Regions from separate parts of the Homo sapiens genome. Here regions 1, 3 and 4 are each linked to region 2. A link is a contact called in ENCODE Hi-C or POLR2A ChIA-PET data. All regions are on one chromosome and are shown on one strand. The core of a region is the stretch at or near the end of the contact, and the rest is flanking DNA. Distances in the headings are between cores, read along the strand shown. Region 1 overlaps RAD51B (RAD51 paralog B). Region 2 overlaps RAD51B (RAD51 paralog B). Region 3 overlaps RAD51B (RAD51 paralog B). Region 4 overlaps RAD51B (RAD51 paralog B).

Region 1 (3,249 bases), core at 275-2,774, 330 kb before region 2:
CCAAAGGACACACATGGTGGTATTTACCTTGCTGCTGGTGCTGCTGTTGTTGCTGCTGCTAACAGCTCTATGTAAGGCTCTGAGTCAAGTATTTTACATGGATTGTCTAATTTAATTCTCAAAACAGCCCTCTGAGGTCAGTGTAAAGATAATATCCTTTTTAGAGCGGGGTCTTAGGTCATACAGCATGTAAGTGGCTGACCTAGTATTCAAACCCAGTTCAATCAGATTCTAGAGCCAAACTTCCAACCAAGTGCCATATTATCTCCCTTTTTTACTAAATGGCACTATTTCATTGTATGAACTGTACAGCTTGGGTCCAGTCCCAGCCTTGCAGGCACAGAAATTTGACCTTGTCAGTATCCCAGAGTTGAATAGACTTAGGCATGATGCCTTCCCCTGACGAAGTTCACAACAAACTGGTGGAGCAAACGAGAATGCCAATGTGTTGATTTACAACAGTTATGTATCTGTCATACAGACCATAACAATCTGACCAGAGCATTTTTCCCTTTAGAGGGTTCTACTTACAGAGGCAAACTGTAAACACAAGACATCATAATAGGAGGCATTTGCTATAGAACTTGAATGTTAAATTGAATTTCCAACAAAGAAGGACTTGCCAGTGACACTGAAACTTTGAAGACTACCAACATTCACATTTCTATGGACAGTTACTGTGGGTACAGGGCACAACCAGTGTTTGCCTCTGGGTGCTTCTGATGTCGACCAACCCCCTTTCTGACACACTGGTGCATTACTTACGTCTAGGCCAGTCTTTGGCCTAGAGACAATGACTTTCCTTAGGTGACTTTCCACAACTATGCTCTGATATCTGATGGTTTTATATATTAATTTATTTCCCAACCAAGTTGTTGAGTAACCTTCCCCACCATATCTAGTCTACAATCTATAATATAATTCACTCTGGCCTAAGGCCTTTAATTCATTTAAGAAAGCTAGGAGCTCTCCTACTTTCTTATGTTTTATTTTTCTTTTTTCCCCCTTAAAGCCATGTATACCATATTCAGTTGGCAACACAAAAGAGGTGCTACAATAGTGAAGGTGGTACAAAAACAGGACCTGAGATGTTCTTTTCATTCTTCTATCTTCTCCAAACATTGGTTTCAATGGGGAAAGCGGGTGGAGGGAGGGCAATGTGATTAGAGAGATTCTTGCAGGCAGGGAGCAAGGCCCTTGAACTAAAAGTGGAAGTAGCCTTATATTCAGATAAATCAGTCACTAGGCACTGGGTGGGGAGGGGAAAGGGTCACAAAGAATGTTCTGAGCTAGGCCACTTAATGATTTTAGACATGCCTACCTAGGAAATGCACCATGTGGCAATGCTCTTGTTCTGACCACAGCACATTAGTCAGAGAAACATCCTCAGAGAGAAGATCAAGGAAGACAAGGCACATGTTTGAGTGTGGGAACACAACTGACACTAAGTGAAGCTTGACAACCTGAAAATGAAAGTGACTGGAAATGAAGTGAAACCATTCTGTTAGTAAAGAATGGAATGCGAAAATGAAATGAACATTTTAAATAGAGCACACTGCCCTTCATTTTACTTGGTGACTCAGCCTGGGAGTTTCTGTAATACATACAGAATTCTGTTTGGTGAAGTGACCTACTTGCTCTTTGTGGGCGACCATATCGTGAACAGCTGGGGAGTAACTCACTCCACGTCAACATGATACTGATCACAAGCGCATTTCCTTGCTTTTGCAGAGTGCAATGGAGATTTCAAAGCACTTCTTCCCAAGTATTTTCTCCTTTAATTCTCACACAAACTCTGTGAGATTGTTGTCCATTTTGTTACAGGTAAGAAAACTATTTTAAGTTCAGTGTTTTTTCCATGATACTACAGCAGTGGCAGTTACTACTAGAGCTCATGCAGAATTCACTGAAGGCCACCAAGACACAAGACACACACAATGGTCATTCCATCACCCTTAAGTAACCTAAGGCCTGGTCATGTATATACATAGAATGGTATGTTACCATCCCTAATATCTTTAAGATCAAACCCACATGTACAAGAACATTTTTAAGGTAGTCCTATCTATTTGGCTCCAGAGTATTTGAATACTGCAATATAAATACTGATCACCTTTATTTGCTTCAGGCATGGTGTATAAAAATTGTCATCCCATTGAATAAATCCCTTGTTACCTGGTCTCAACGTTCCTAACTATAGAACTATTCTAAAGATATTCCTGGCTGGGTGCGGTGGCTCACACCTGTAATCCTAGCACTTTGGGAGGCTGAGGCAGGTGATTACCTCAGGTCAGGAGTTAGAGACCAGCCTGGCCAACATGGTGAAATCCTGTCTCTACTAAAAATACAAAAATTAGCTGGGCATGGTGGCGTACGCCTGTTGTCCTAGCTCCTCAGGAGGCTGAGGCAGGAAAATCACTTGAACCCGGGTGGCGGAGGTTGCAGTGAGCTGAGATGGCGCCACTGCACTCCAGCCTGGGTGACAGAGTAAGACTCTGTCTCAAAAAAAAAAAAAAAAGGTATTCCTAGAGTATGTTTCGCTCAGACTAATACAGCCTGATGAAATTCCAGTGCCAAATAAGGAAAAAGATCGTGTGCTCATGGAGGAATATTACTGCCTGGCAAGAAGCTTCCTTTAATACCACTTAAAAAGATTAGCAGGAGGAAGAAAATCACGATTACAATAAAAGAATTATCACTAAAATTTCTCAGTGCAATTCCTTTCTTTGATGCCTAAACACAGGACCTTCTATTCTAGCAAGATGGTAGTTAAGGCATGTGTATCCGAAGGGCAGGAGATCCCTAAGTGGGTACAGAATATCTTACAATCATCTTCCCAAAAGTAGATTAAAAGTGGACTGGTGCATTTTTCAGATCTAAATATTCTCCTTTCTCTTCGCCCTCACTTCTGCTCTTTTAAATGTTGGAAAAAAAAATGAACAAGGCAACAAAGAAAATTTTAAAATGCTCATGGAAAAACTCATCTTCTAGAAGGGAATCTTAGTGGGAGGGACAATTCCTCTCAGAGAGTTATCAGTGAAGCTGTGAAAATATGAGGCCCTGGAAGCCAGAGGTGTCACCCAACAAGGCTGCAGCAAGGACAATTAGCAATGGCTGCTGTGCCCTCTGTCACTGCCTCAACTTAGAAAGGATGTCTTTGTCAGCCTCAGGATACTTAGCATGGTGCCTACCTCACAGAGAGTTCTATAAATAATTGCTGAGTGAAATCAGATGAAATGGAAACAGTTT
Region 2 (3,212 bases), core at 594-3,093:
ATGGAGAAGAGGCTTGGGCAAGAATGAAAGCAAGGAGATCAGCTAGCACAGATAAGAGCTGGTAGTGACCAGTTAAGAGCTGGTAGTGACCTCACCCAGGGAAGTAACAGGTCAAGTGATGAGAAGTAACTAGACTCAAGATATAGTTCAAAAGAGGAGCTGAAAGAATTTCTTGGCCGGGCACGGTGGCTCACGCCTGCAATCCCAGCACCCTGGGAGGCCAAGGCAGGCGGATCACCTGAGGTCAGGAGTTCAAGACCAGCCTGGCCAACATGGCAAAACCCCGTCTCTACTAAAAATACAAAAATTAGCCAGGTGTGGTGACGGGCGCCTGTAATCCCAGCTACTCGGGAGGCTGAAGCAAGAGAATCGCTTGAATCTGGGAGATGGAGGTTGCAGTGAGCCAAGATCACGCCACTGCACTCAGCCTAGGCAACAGAGTGAGGCTCCGTCTCAAAAAAAAAAAGAAAGAATTTCTTGACTAATTGGGTGAGTGTCTAGAAGAATGGAATCACAACTTTATTGAAGCAGAAAAGACAAGATTCACATAAAGGTTTTGGTTATTGGTGTTATTTGCATGTTTTATTTCCTTCATGGGGGAAACAAAAATGCAGTTTTGGACATATCAGGAAATCCATGTATGTAAACCTATCCAAGTTCCATGTCATTACGCAAATGAATATGAATCTGAAGTTCATGGGAAAGCTCAGAATTCAGATATCAATAGGAGTTACAGCCTATAAAAGATTTTAAAGATCATAAGACCAGATGATATTAGGGATTGAGTACAGATATAGAAGAGAAAAGGTCCTAGGACTGAGTTCTGGGATTCCCCAAAGCCTAGAAGTTAAAATGATGAGGAGGATCCAGCAAAAGGGACTGAGAGGAGGAGGTGACCAAGAAGGTAGGTGTAAAAGAAGAGAGAATAGTTCCAAGAAGCCAAGTGGGCTGGGCATGGTGGCTCATGCCTATAATCCCAACACTTTAGGAGGCCAAGGCAGGAGGATCTCTTGAGCCCAGAAGTTTAAGACCAACCAGGGCAACATACCAAAACCTTATCTGTACTAAAAATTAAAAAATTAGCTGGGCATGGTGGCATATGCCTGTGGTCCCAGCTACTCGAGAGGCTGAGGTGAGAGGATTGCTTGAGTCTGAGGGGTCAAAGCTGCAGTGAACCATGATAGCACCACTGTACTCCAGCCTGGGTGACAGAGTTAGGTGAGAACCTGTCTAAAAAAATAAAAAGTCAAGGGAAGAGAGCTTTTCAAGAAAAAGTGAGTGATCAACTCTTTCGAATGCTGCTATTGGGTTGGATAAAATTTTTTAAATCAGTTGCATTATAGAGCTGGAAACTTAAGCCTGGATAGAGTGAACTCAAGAGAGAATGAAAGAAGGGATTTCCACTTTAGCCCACAAAGGATTAACTGGTACATGAATTGCACTAAAATAATAAGTAGAAAATCAGACAGAATACATGAAATAAGAGTTTTCAGGTACTGAACAATAGAAAGCTTGAGACTGTAATCCTTGAGAGAAAGGAAACAAACACAATGAGCTTACAATCACCTCAGTTTGCTCCAGAGGCAGTTTCCAGGCTGCAACACAAGAAAGGGAAAGTAAACAGAGCCTGGTAGACAACCTGAGTTGAGGAGATGGGGATCGGAGTTTGGGAAAGCTAAGGTGGCTAGAACTTATGGGGCAGAGTACCAGAGAGGAAGCAGGTGTGCAGAGTGAGCACTGCAAAGATCTGCAGAGAGGGCCACTTGAGAACTAATCTGCACATGTGTGAAGGGAAACTACTTGAGGTTGAGGAAAGAACCACCAGAAAGTATCAGACTGAACACTTCCTAGTGCCCACACAGGGTGAGAACAGTTCGGGTTTACACAAGGTGAAGAATAAAGAGACCTTATTATACACTGGGCATTGGGCAGAATTTTCAGAAGGATTTTACCTTAGTAGTGAAGCTAAATAAGTTTCAGAATAAAAAACCACAGTCATGTGCTGCATAACGACATTTCAGTCAATGATGCATCACTTATACAACAGTGGTCCCATAAGCTTATATAGTATATTTTTACAATACCTTTCCTTTGTTTAGATACACAAATACTTACCATTGTGTTGTAATTGCCTATTCAATACAGTAACATGCTGTACAGGTTCATAGCCTAGAAGCAATAGGCTATACCATATAGTCTAGGTGCGCAGTAGGCTATACCATCTAGGTGCATGTAAGTACACTGTAGGGTGTTCATACAACAATGAAATTGCCTAACAATGCATTTCTCAGAACATATCCCAATTGTTAAGCGAAGCATGACTGTACCTGGGATTTTTCCATAACAACATAGAAAAGCAACCTGCAAAAGGATCAAACTAATACTAAAATGTACCTTAAAACAAAACCTAACACTCTTGAAAAACATATGTTAAAATCCAGCACCCACCAACAACGTAAAATTTACAATGTTTAACATCGAATTGAAAAATTACCAGACAAGTAAAGGAAGAGGAAAAGATCCATTACCAGGAGAAAAATCAGTCAATAAAAACAGATTTAAAAAATTATATATATGATGGCATTCATGGATAAAAACCTCAAAACGGCTATTATTAATCTTCTACATTTGCTCAAGGAGTTAAATAAAGCAGGGGTTGTCAAACTGTGCACTATGGCCCATTGCCTGTTTTTGTCAATAGAGTTTTATTAGAACACAGACATATTTTTAATATTCTGTTTGACAAAATAGAAGCACTTCTACTACATTCTGAAGTACAACCATTGTCTCAAGGAAAAACATCTGTACAATTGGGTTCTCAGACTAAGAAGTCACTTTTTCCATGGGAGACCATTTTTACTTGAAAGAATGATTGATAGATAAGTTATGGTTTTTCTGACTTAAGTATTTGGTAGACGTTTTCTCAAAATGAGCAAAGTAAGCCCGACACTTCAAGAAAAACAAGTGGCAATATTTATTGCCAATGATAAAATTCAAGCTTTTAATGAAAAATCAGATTCCTAAAAAACTTACATCTGCTACCATGAGTTTGACTGCATCCCAATACTTAAATACTTTTTGTTCAGATCAGTGGAGATACTAATGAAATTTTTTTATATTGAGTAATAAAATGTGTCAACATTTAGAACTCCATAAGACAGTGAACCAATATTTTCTGAGTGATAAATGCATAATATTACAAAATCATGCAT
Region 3 (3,696 bases), core at 752-3,251, 300 kb before region 2:
AGGCTGGTCTCAAACTCCTGAGCTCAAGCAATCCTCCCACCTTGGGCTTTCAACGTGCTGGGATTACAGGTGTGAACCATCGTGCCTAGCCCAACTCTGAAACAATTCTAATCTTCTCTGAATGGAACTGCGGCTAGAGGTCAAGAATCAGGATCAATAGGATAACAGATGTGTGACGGTTATAATACTGAGTGTCAACCTGATTGGACTGAAGGATGCAAAGTATTATTCCTGGGTGTGTCTGTGAGGGTGTTGCCAAAAAGTTAAACATTTGAGTCAGTGGACTTGGAGAAGCAGACCCACCCTCAATCTTGGTGGGCACCATCTAATCAGCTGCCAGTGTGGCTAGAAAGAAGCAGGCAGAAGTTGGACTTGACTTGCTGAGTCTTCATCTTTCTCCTGTGCTGGATGCTTCCTGCGCTTGAACATCAGACTCCAAATTCCTTAGCTTTTAGACTCTTGACTTACACCAGTGATTTGCCAGGGGCTCTTGGGCCTTTGGACACAGACTGAAAGCTGCACTGTTGGTTTCCCTACTTTTGAGGTCTTGGGACTTGGACTGGCTTCCTTGCTCCTCAGCTTGCAGAGAGCCTATTGTGGGACCTCACCTTGTGATCGTGTGAGTCAATACTACTTAATAAATTTCCCTTCATATATTCATCTATCCTGTTAGTTCTACCCCTCTAGAGAACCCTAACACAAGATGAGAACAAATTAAGTCAGTCAAAATCCCCCAAATAAGAAGTTAACCAAACTAAAATCAAAATCATAAACCAACATCATAAGTTGGAACAAGTGTCAACCAAGGAAAGAAAAGGAATACAGGTCCAGTAATCAACCTGAAGTTATACATCTAAAAAGTGGTGTGGCCAGATTAAGCCCCTAATCTAGGTGGCTCAAAGCTTATGTTCTTTTCCATGTCTTACCTCTCTAGGTGTAGTCACAGAGAGTCTATGCGCCTTAAATCGCTAAGAAACTAGGCATGTTTGCAAATGCCTTAACATTTTCCCCGGAAGGTGAAACCTAAAAAAGTGGTTAGCAAACGTATCTCAGAATTTGTTTCTGCAGTACATGTCTCTTTCAGTTTCTACAATGTGGTGAGGAAATTAAACATCTCTCTGGCTCTCCTTTACCACATGAACACCCATGTGTATGTGGATGCATGCACACACACACACACGTGTATGCATGTGCAAACACATACAATTTAACCATCTTCACTTCAGATGGTCTGACCTTCAAGTCAGGTTACCCATAATCAGAAACTGGAATATATAAAAAGGACATATGAAAAAGAATTTAAATTGAATTGAATATTAAAAGTTACAGAACTCACATATTCTCTGTTCAAGCAAATCCTGCTGCCCTTAACTGTGCAAACACATTTGTCTATAATATGTAAAATCATTACATTTGGAGATAAAGTTAAAACCAACATGTTGATCCAAACTAGTGGGAAACAAACTGAAATGCTTACAGCAGTCAAAATTGGAAAAAGTAAATCACAGAGTTACTCAGTACACTGCATAGCTGTTAATTTAGCTTTGGAAAACTCTCTCTTAAAGGAGAACTTCTAAATTGAAGCACAAGATGGCTTGAATAGAGGCAGTGGTTTGTAAGGGAGGAGGAGATTCCACAGAGTACTGAGACCACACATTAGACACCAAGGCTTCTCAAGCACCTCTTCACCTAACCCACTGTATTCTCATGGCAAAACACCTCATGATGCTCTAGGGCATGGAAACCATAATCTATATAATGCATACATCATTATATTCTTTAGGTGGCAATGGATCTAAATGAAAAATATACATAAATGTACTGTCTTAAAGCCAGTTGAAATTATTAGGCATATAAGATTGGAAAACAGGATGCCTGACTTTTACTCAGAGTTTTTCCAGTGACTCACCGTGTAATTCTGAGGACATAACCCTTTGATCCTTAGCCTACAACCCAGAGAATTTTAAATTGTGCTCCTCCAAACCCCCACCTTTGGAGGCACCCTCTCCAGCTTCTTTTGCCCTCAGATGAAAGGATCTGTAGACATGGAAAATGGTTGTTTGGTGATTTCCCGTAACTTCCTTTCTAGTATTTCAGTCATTCTCCTTTTACATCTGAGGGACACTGCAGAGAAATCACTGCTTTGCATAATCAAAGCCACAGGCTTAAAATTTCACTACTGGAGGGGGCAGGCTGAGAAGGAACAAGTCCGGCTTTAACACCACAAATATCTCCAATTACCAAATGTGGGCAGAAAAATGACAAAAAATCAAGGACAGATAGAAAGGTCCTTGGTATTCTTCAAAGCTTCCCTTTGGGATGAAAGTTCCTTGAGGCTTCCAAGGCAGAAAGCCTGGGCAGTCTGCACACCTGGGGTGCATTAGTGAGCCCTGGACTCGAGGTGAAACAGGCTGAATTTCATCTAGATGCTTCCCACAATCCGCTCTCATAAAACTCAGAGTAATTTACCAGCTTAGGAACATGGCAAGGTATTCATGGAGCACTAAATCTGGGGATTACCTTCCAGAGTCACTGGATAAATCCCACTGCTCATCTTTGTAAATACACCTTCATCTTGATTACCTTTATCTCAAGGGGAGTTTCATTTTGTTTGCTGTGGCACACGGTCAAGACTAAAACCCACCTTCAAATCAAATCATTCTCACACCTCTCCTGAGAAGTCTTTCAAAGAGCATCCAAACATTGATGTAACTAATGGGTGAGTTTTAGCATTAGGCTATGTGCCCTTCTAAATACAAAACACCAATGCCTCTGCTGTTGCTTCCCTTCCCTCACCTGCTATGTGGAGGTGATGATAACTTGTCTTGCCAGTTCCCCCAATCTGTATGAAAAGGAAGTCTCACTGTAGTTACCTGGCAGGCTCTAACCTTGCCACAGCAGCCAGTATGGTTGTTCCTGCCCAGAAAAGCCCTTGGTCTCACATTTCCCTAACTCTGTCCTGTACATCTTGAAGTATAACTCAGCACAGAGCTCACCCAGTCACCCTAATCAGTGCATTCTATACATCTGCTCGCCGTCTTTCTCCATTCCCAGCTACTTAGAGAAGCAGATCATAAGGCAGTAGTTTTGCATTCTGGCTCTGCAATTTGCTACCTGTGAGACCTTGGCAAAGTTACTTAGCCTCTTTTTGCCTGGGTTTCCATATTTGTAAAGTGGCGATAATGACGACAGCTGCTCATAAAGTTGTAAGTATTAAATATATAACCTTATCGTGCCTGAAATGTAGTAAAGCACTCAACAGCATGACGATAATCATGATGATACTTTTTCATTATCAAAGTCAACTACTTTTCTTAAAAAGAGTACTCCTCTACCCCGGCCCTCTCTAACATTTACAATCCCCTCATCTAACAGTGGGCAGAGTGGCCTCCTACTCCCAAACCACAACTAGCTAGAACAAACTGAGCCATTAGTAAGCAGGCTGTAGGATAAACACGTTTGGGCAAAATAATAGATGAAGGCAAAGTAAAGATGAATGTTAGCGCTCCCCAAACCATCTGTGCTCCATCAAACTAGACATTCTAAACACGTAGGCTATGGTTCAGAATCCATTCAAAGTTGGGGTATTTTAAGGTGACAGGTGGCAAAACTTTAACCATTAGGGTGACTTATGGAACTAGGCAATGCTGTAGCCTATACATGTTATTCAGGACTGAGGAATTGTCGGTGCCATAG
Region 4 (3,699 bases), core at 822-3,321, 430 kb before region 2:
TCTTAAGTGACACAGAAACATCATCAAATAGTGTAGTGTTGCATCAAAGATATGTTCATAGGTCTAACAGTGAAATAACTGGTGTTATGACATGACAGCGAGGATTTTTCCCTCTGTTTTGTAAGAGCCTTCTCTCTCAGTTTTGTCCATGAGCTGAGAGCAAGGGCAGCTTTTCCAATAGAAAGTACATTTGGTTTCAATTCACTTTCATAACAACAGACACTAACTCTTAGGAAGATGGAGAACATTAAGCTCCATTGTTCAGGCTGAGGATGACTGACTTGGGTGGCAGAAAGCTAAACAGTCTCTTTTCTGAAGAAGAAAATGCCTACGGGTGTAGCAAATCTCATTCCCAAACAGCCCTTTTTTTTTTTTTTTTTTTAATGACACAGATATAAATGACAGTGAAGGAAAATTAAAGAATCATCTCAAATCATAGAACTGGGAAGGGACCTCAAGAAATCATCATCTGATTCAGCCTCCTCTAGAAAGTTTTGTTTCTTAAATAATTTTATAAACACCAAGGCATTGTTATTTAACAAGGTCTAAGGGCAGAGAAAAATATTTTATAAATTATTTTCGTAAGCTGCTTGTAGGGCCTTTTATTATCTTAAATAATGACTAAATGAATGAAATTCTTTGAGATTTGGCAGCTTTAAGATTGCAGAGGTTGTTAAGAGGTAGAAATAGGATCCATGTTGTGTCCCTTTGGCAAAAGAAAATACTCATGCCACTGGTTCATGTCCCAAACAACCAGAAACTCACTCTCCATCTTTCTAATTTTTCAGAAATAACCTGTCATGTACATTTCCTTTTCTCTCACTGACAGAAAAGAAGGCATATTGGATAAGCAAATATAATGGAAGAATTCTGATGTGCAAAATGTCCTAATAAAGGGTCCTTCAGGGCAAAAAATACTCAAGTTGGGAGTTATGTAATTCTATCCTTGATATTATTTAGAAAACAACAGGAGAAAATACCATCCACCGTACATTCCTCGAGAACCTCCAATCAAAGGCTCTAGCATGTTTCCTGGCTTCAGACTGGCTATAAATAAATTTAATAAGGACGAAAAAAAAATCACTGCATCATTTACAGTTCTCTCTCAACTCCAGCTGACAAAAATCCAGTCCAGATGTTTGTGTTGCAAGAACAACAGTAAGAGGGTGAGCCTCAATCGTGAATATGAAAGCCCAGAGAGGGTGAGTTTGAAGAGAAAGGGAGAGCTAGGTTGGCAAGGAGGGTGTGAACAAACTTGATTTGATACTAGCTTACAGAAACACAGTAATTAATTTATTTTGTGTATAAGAAATCCAGTTTATTAGCCTTTCCTCTGCCTCATCTCCCTTTTCAAAGCCACTGGAGTTTGGCTGGTGAAGCTTGAAATGGTTGTTCCATAACCTTTGCTTTTAAATTAAACAAATGACTTCAGATTTTGGAGCAGTTGTTGACTCAGGGGAAAGCATGCCATTAAAAGTGTGCCAGAGACAGATTTAATTGGTGCAAGTCCCAAAAACTGCTTGAAGTACAGGCTTCCCACATATAGATTTCAGGGAAATTACTCAAAGGCCGCACAGCTTTGTCAGAATTTGAGATGTGAAACAAGGCAGCTGAAAGACTCCATATCAAAAGGGTAAATTCAATTCAGGAGATATTAATCTGATTACCTAAGTAAGGCTGTGAATCGGATATGCTCCATTGTGTGCTCTCGTTCAACCTGGACAGCTGGAGGAGCCAATAGCTTCCTTTTCTCTGACATATAATTAAGTTTTAAGAGATGATCAGGTTACGGATACAAAGTTTTAAGAAATATATCATTCAGGAGTGGCATTTACAGTGCTCGCCTGTTGCAAGAGACATTGTTCACTTTATTTCCTTGAGCCACACTGGAGAGTGTGTGGATCAGGGCCTAGGGGCTTGGTGTTTGTGTTTCAGGCTACAATAAACGCCCTCTGTGCACCTGCCTGGAGGAAAAACCAGTCCAGCCGCCTCCCAAGACAAAAGCGCCCTGTATTAAGTGCTGAAAACCCAGACATGAACTGACCCTGTCAAATTCCAGATAGGGAAAAAAAAAAAAAATCAATATTTTCATCCAATCCAAGAGGAGCTGTCATGTAGGTTTCTGGATTTCCTTTCTCATCTGCACTAAGTCTGAGCAACAATGACCTGTCAACAGAAGTCATCTCCTTTCTCCTGAGTCTCCTCGTCTTTCTAGATTCCTTCCCTGATGGCACAACCCATTGCCTGGCATGCCATAATCTGCCCTCCAGAGGTCAACGCATTCTCCCACTCTTTCTCTACCAGGTCTTTCCCACTGGAATCTCACTTCGGCCATGCAAGTTCATCTTCTGAAAGAGAACATTACTAACTCATGTGTTTTCAACGAGTTTTCCAATACACACTTGTCACAAACTCTAGGTACATTTAGAATTGCAAGAATGTTTATTAGGCCAGAGGATCAAGGTTATATTTCTTCCATGCTCACTGTGGTTTCCAATGCAAATTGGTCAAAAGATATACTGGGTCACACATACCAATTTCAGATGACTTCCTCTGAGAGAGCTGTTCAGCTTGGGCTTGTTCTAATTCATGTCTAGAATTAATCATGCTTGTCTCAGCTGACCTGCACATTCTCATGGAGAAAAAAAATGATTTCTTACAAATATGAAACCCAGCTAGGTGAAGTTTCATTTGTGAATTTCACCAGAGGCATGGGCAACTTTAACCTAAGTCATGGGTAAATAAACTGAAAAGGACAAGGTGATTACCTGAACTTGAAAGTGCAAGTTGGTTACAGGACCAGAAAGTACTTGTGAATTGCAATCTCCTACTCCTCTAAGCCAACCCAAAATGGAGAGAGAAATTAATTAAATCATGATTTTGATAATTATTTAAAACTGCCATAGACAGTAAAGCTTTGGCTACAAACGTTTGTTAATATATTTGATGATGAATAACTAAACTTTCAAGGTTAACAGTTTTCTCAAGGTTCTTCAATAGCTCCTCCAAACTCTAGCCCAGAGGGGAGGGACGGATGTGGGAACCAAGATGATCAGCACAAGAAAGCCAGTTCCCCAACACGGCCCTTCCACTAGGATGTGCTCGATTGTTTGTGTCTGAAGAGAGGAGAGGAACCAAGCAGCATTTTACTTCATTTGGTGCTCATTAAACAGCTGGCCGAGAAAAACAGTCATCCACCACAGGTACTAAGCTACTTCAACCTATACCATGCTATGATGGCCAGCCTGGCAAGTTCTCAGTGGAACAGGGGACTGGTTAATAGCCTGCCACCTTGTAAGTGGGTCTAACTCAATGATGGAGGTGGTCTGCTGGCTGATATCCAGGCACTGCAGACACAGTGAGTCAGGACAGACCAACCAAGGGGCCCATCTTAGTTCTGCCCTGACATCCTAAGGCAGTGGTCCAAGCCTCCATCACAAAGATCATGATGATCTCTCCTTTCTGTGAATGCCTCTGATATTAAAAATCTGCTTCTCTCATCCTGGCAATTCATTAGATGCTGTACTACAGTGTGACTTCAACTGTTTCATGTCTGTGGGCCTCACGTTCTGGATTTTCCTTCTTTTTGTAACTTTTCTTGTCTTATGCACTGTAGTGCAATACATATAGCCAGTTTAGATGTAAAGTTTAGCTTCATTACAGTATGCAGGAATTCTAGGGTTCCAACCAGATAAAACT

Evidence for each region. A loop is a pair of places that touch in the nucleus more often than their neighbours do. ChIA-PET counts read pairs that join two places held with the same protein, here RNA polymerase II (POLR2A). Pooled maps may share reads with other maps.
Region 1: a map with no recorded cell type shows a loop between it and region 2 (7-fold over the local background). The contact joins two enhancer-like sites. A Hi-C loop is called at or near these places in 2 of 37 single-sample maps with no recorded cell type and 3 of 50 pooled maps. POLR2A ChIA-PET finds 5 or more read pairs at or near these places in 1 of 52 experiments (activated T-cell).
Region 3: a loop to region 2 is called in a pooled map, with 7 times the contacts of the local background. The contact joins two enhancer-like sites. A Hi-C loop is called at or near these places in 1 of 37 single-sample maps with no recorded cell type and 3 of 50 pooled maps. POLR2A ChIA-PET finds 5 or more read pairs at or near these places in 1 of 52 experiments (AG04449).
Region 4: a pooled map shows a loop between it and region 2 (4-fold over the local background). The contact joins two enhancer-like sites. A Hi-C loop is called at or near these places in 2 of 50 pooled maps. POLR2A ChIA-PET finds 5 or more read pairs at or near these places in 2 of 52 experiments (GM12878 and HEK293).

Annotation. Positions count from the first base shown.
Region 1 is chr14:68,209,231-68,212,479 of GRCh38, reverse strand. All of the region lies in intron 7 of RAD51B (RAD51 paralog B), which reads right to left. Among named protein-coding and RNA genes, the nearest start is that of RAD51B, 390 kb to the right of the region's middle. RefSeq lists enhancers at 1,272-1,551, 1,722-1,921. Within about 2 kb of position 1,524, at least 16 of the 41 ENCODE cell types and tissues checked have a DNase peak (open chromatin) inside an H3K27ac peak, as active enhancers do.
Region 2 is chr14:67,880,007-67,883,218 of GRCh38, reverse strand. All of the region lies in intron 5 of RAD51B (RAD51 paralog B), which reads right to left. Among named protein-coding and RNA genes, the nearest start is that of RAD51B, 62 kb to the right of the region's middle. Within about 2 kb of position 1,843, at least 2 of the 41 ENCODE cell types and tissues checked have a DNase peak (open chromatin) inside an H3K27ac peak, as active enhancers do.
Region 3 is chr14:68,180,061-68,183,756 of GRCh38, reverse strand. All of the region lies in intron 7 of RAD51B (RAD51 paralog B), which reads right to left. Among named protein-coding and RNA genes, the nearest start is that of RAD51B, 360 kb to the right of the region's middle. Within about 2 kb of position 2,001, at least 4 of the 41 ENCODE cell types and tissues checked have a DNase peak (open chromatin) inside an H3K27ac peak, as active enhancers do.
Region 4 is chr14:68,305,388-68,309,086 of GRCh38, reverse strand. All of the region lies in intron 8 of RAD51B (RAD51 paralog B), which reads right to left. Among named protein-coding and RNA genes, the nearest start is that of RAD51B-AS1, 380 kb to the left of the region's middle. RefSeq lists an enhancer at 2,546-2,685. Within about 2 kb of position 2,071, at least 14 of the 41 ENCODE cell types and tissues checked have a DNase peak (open chromatin) inside an H3K27ac peak, as active enhancers do.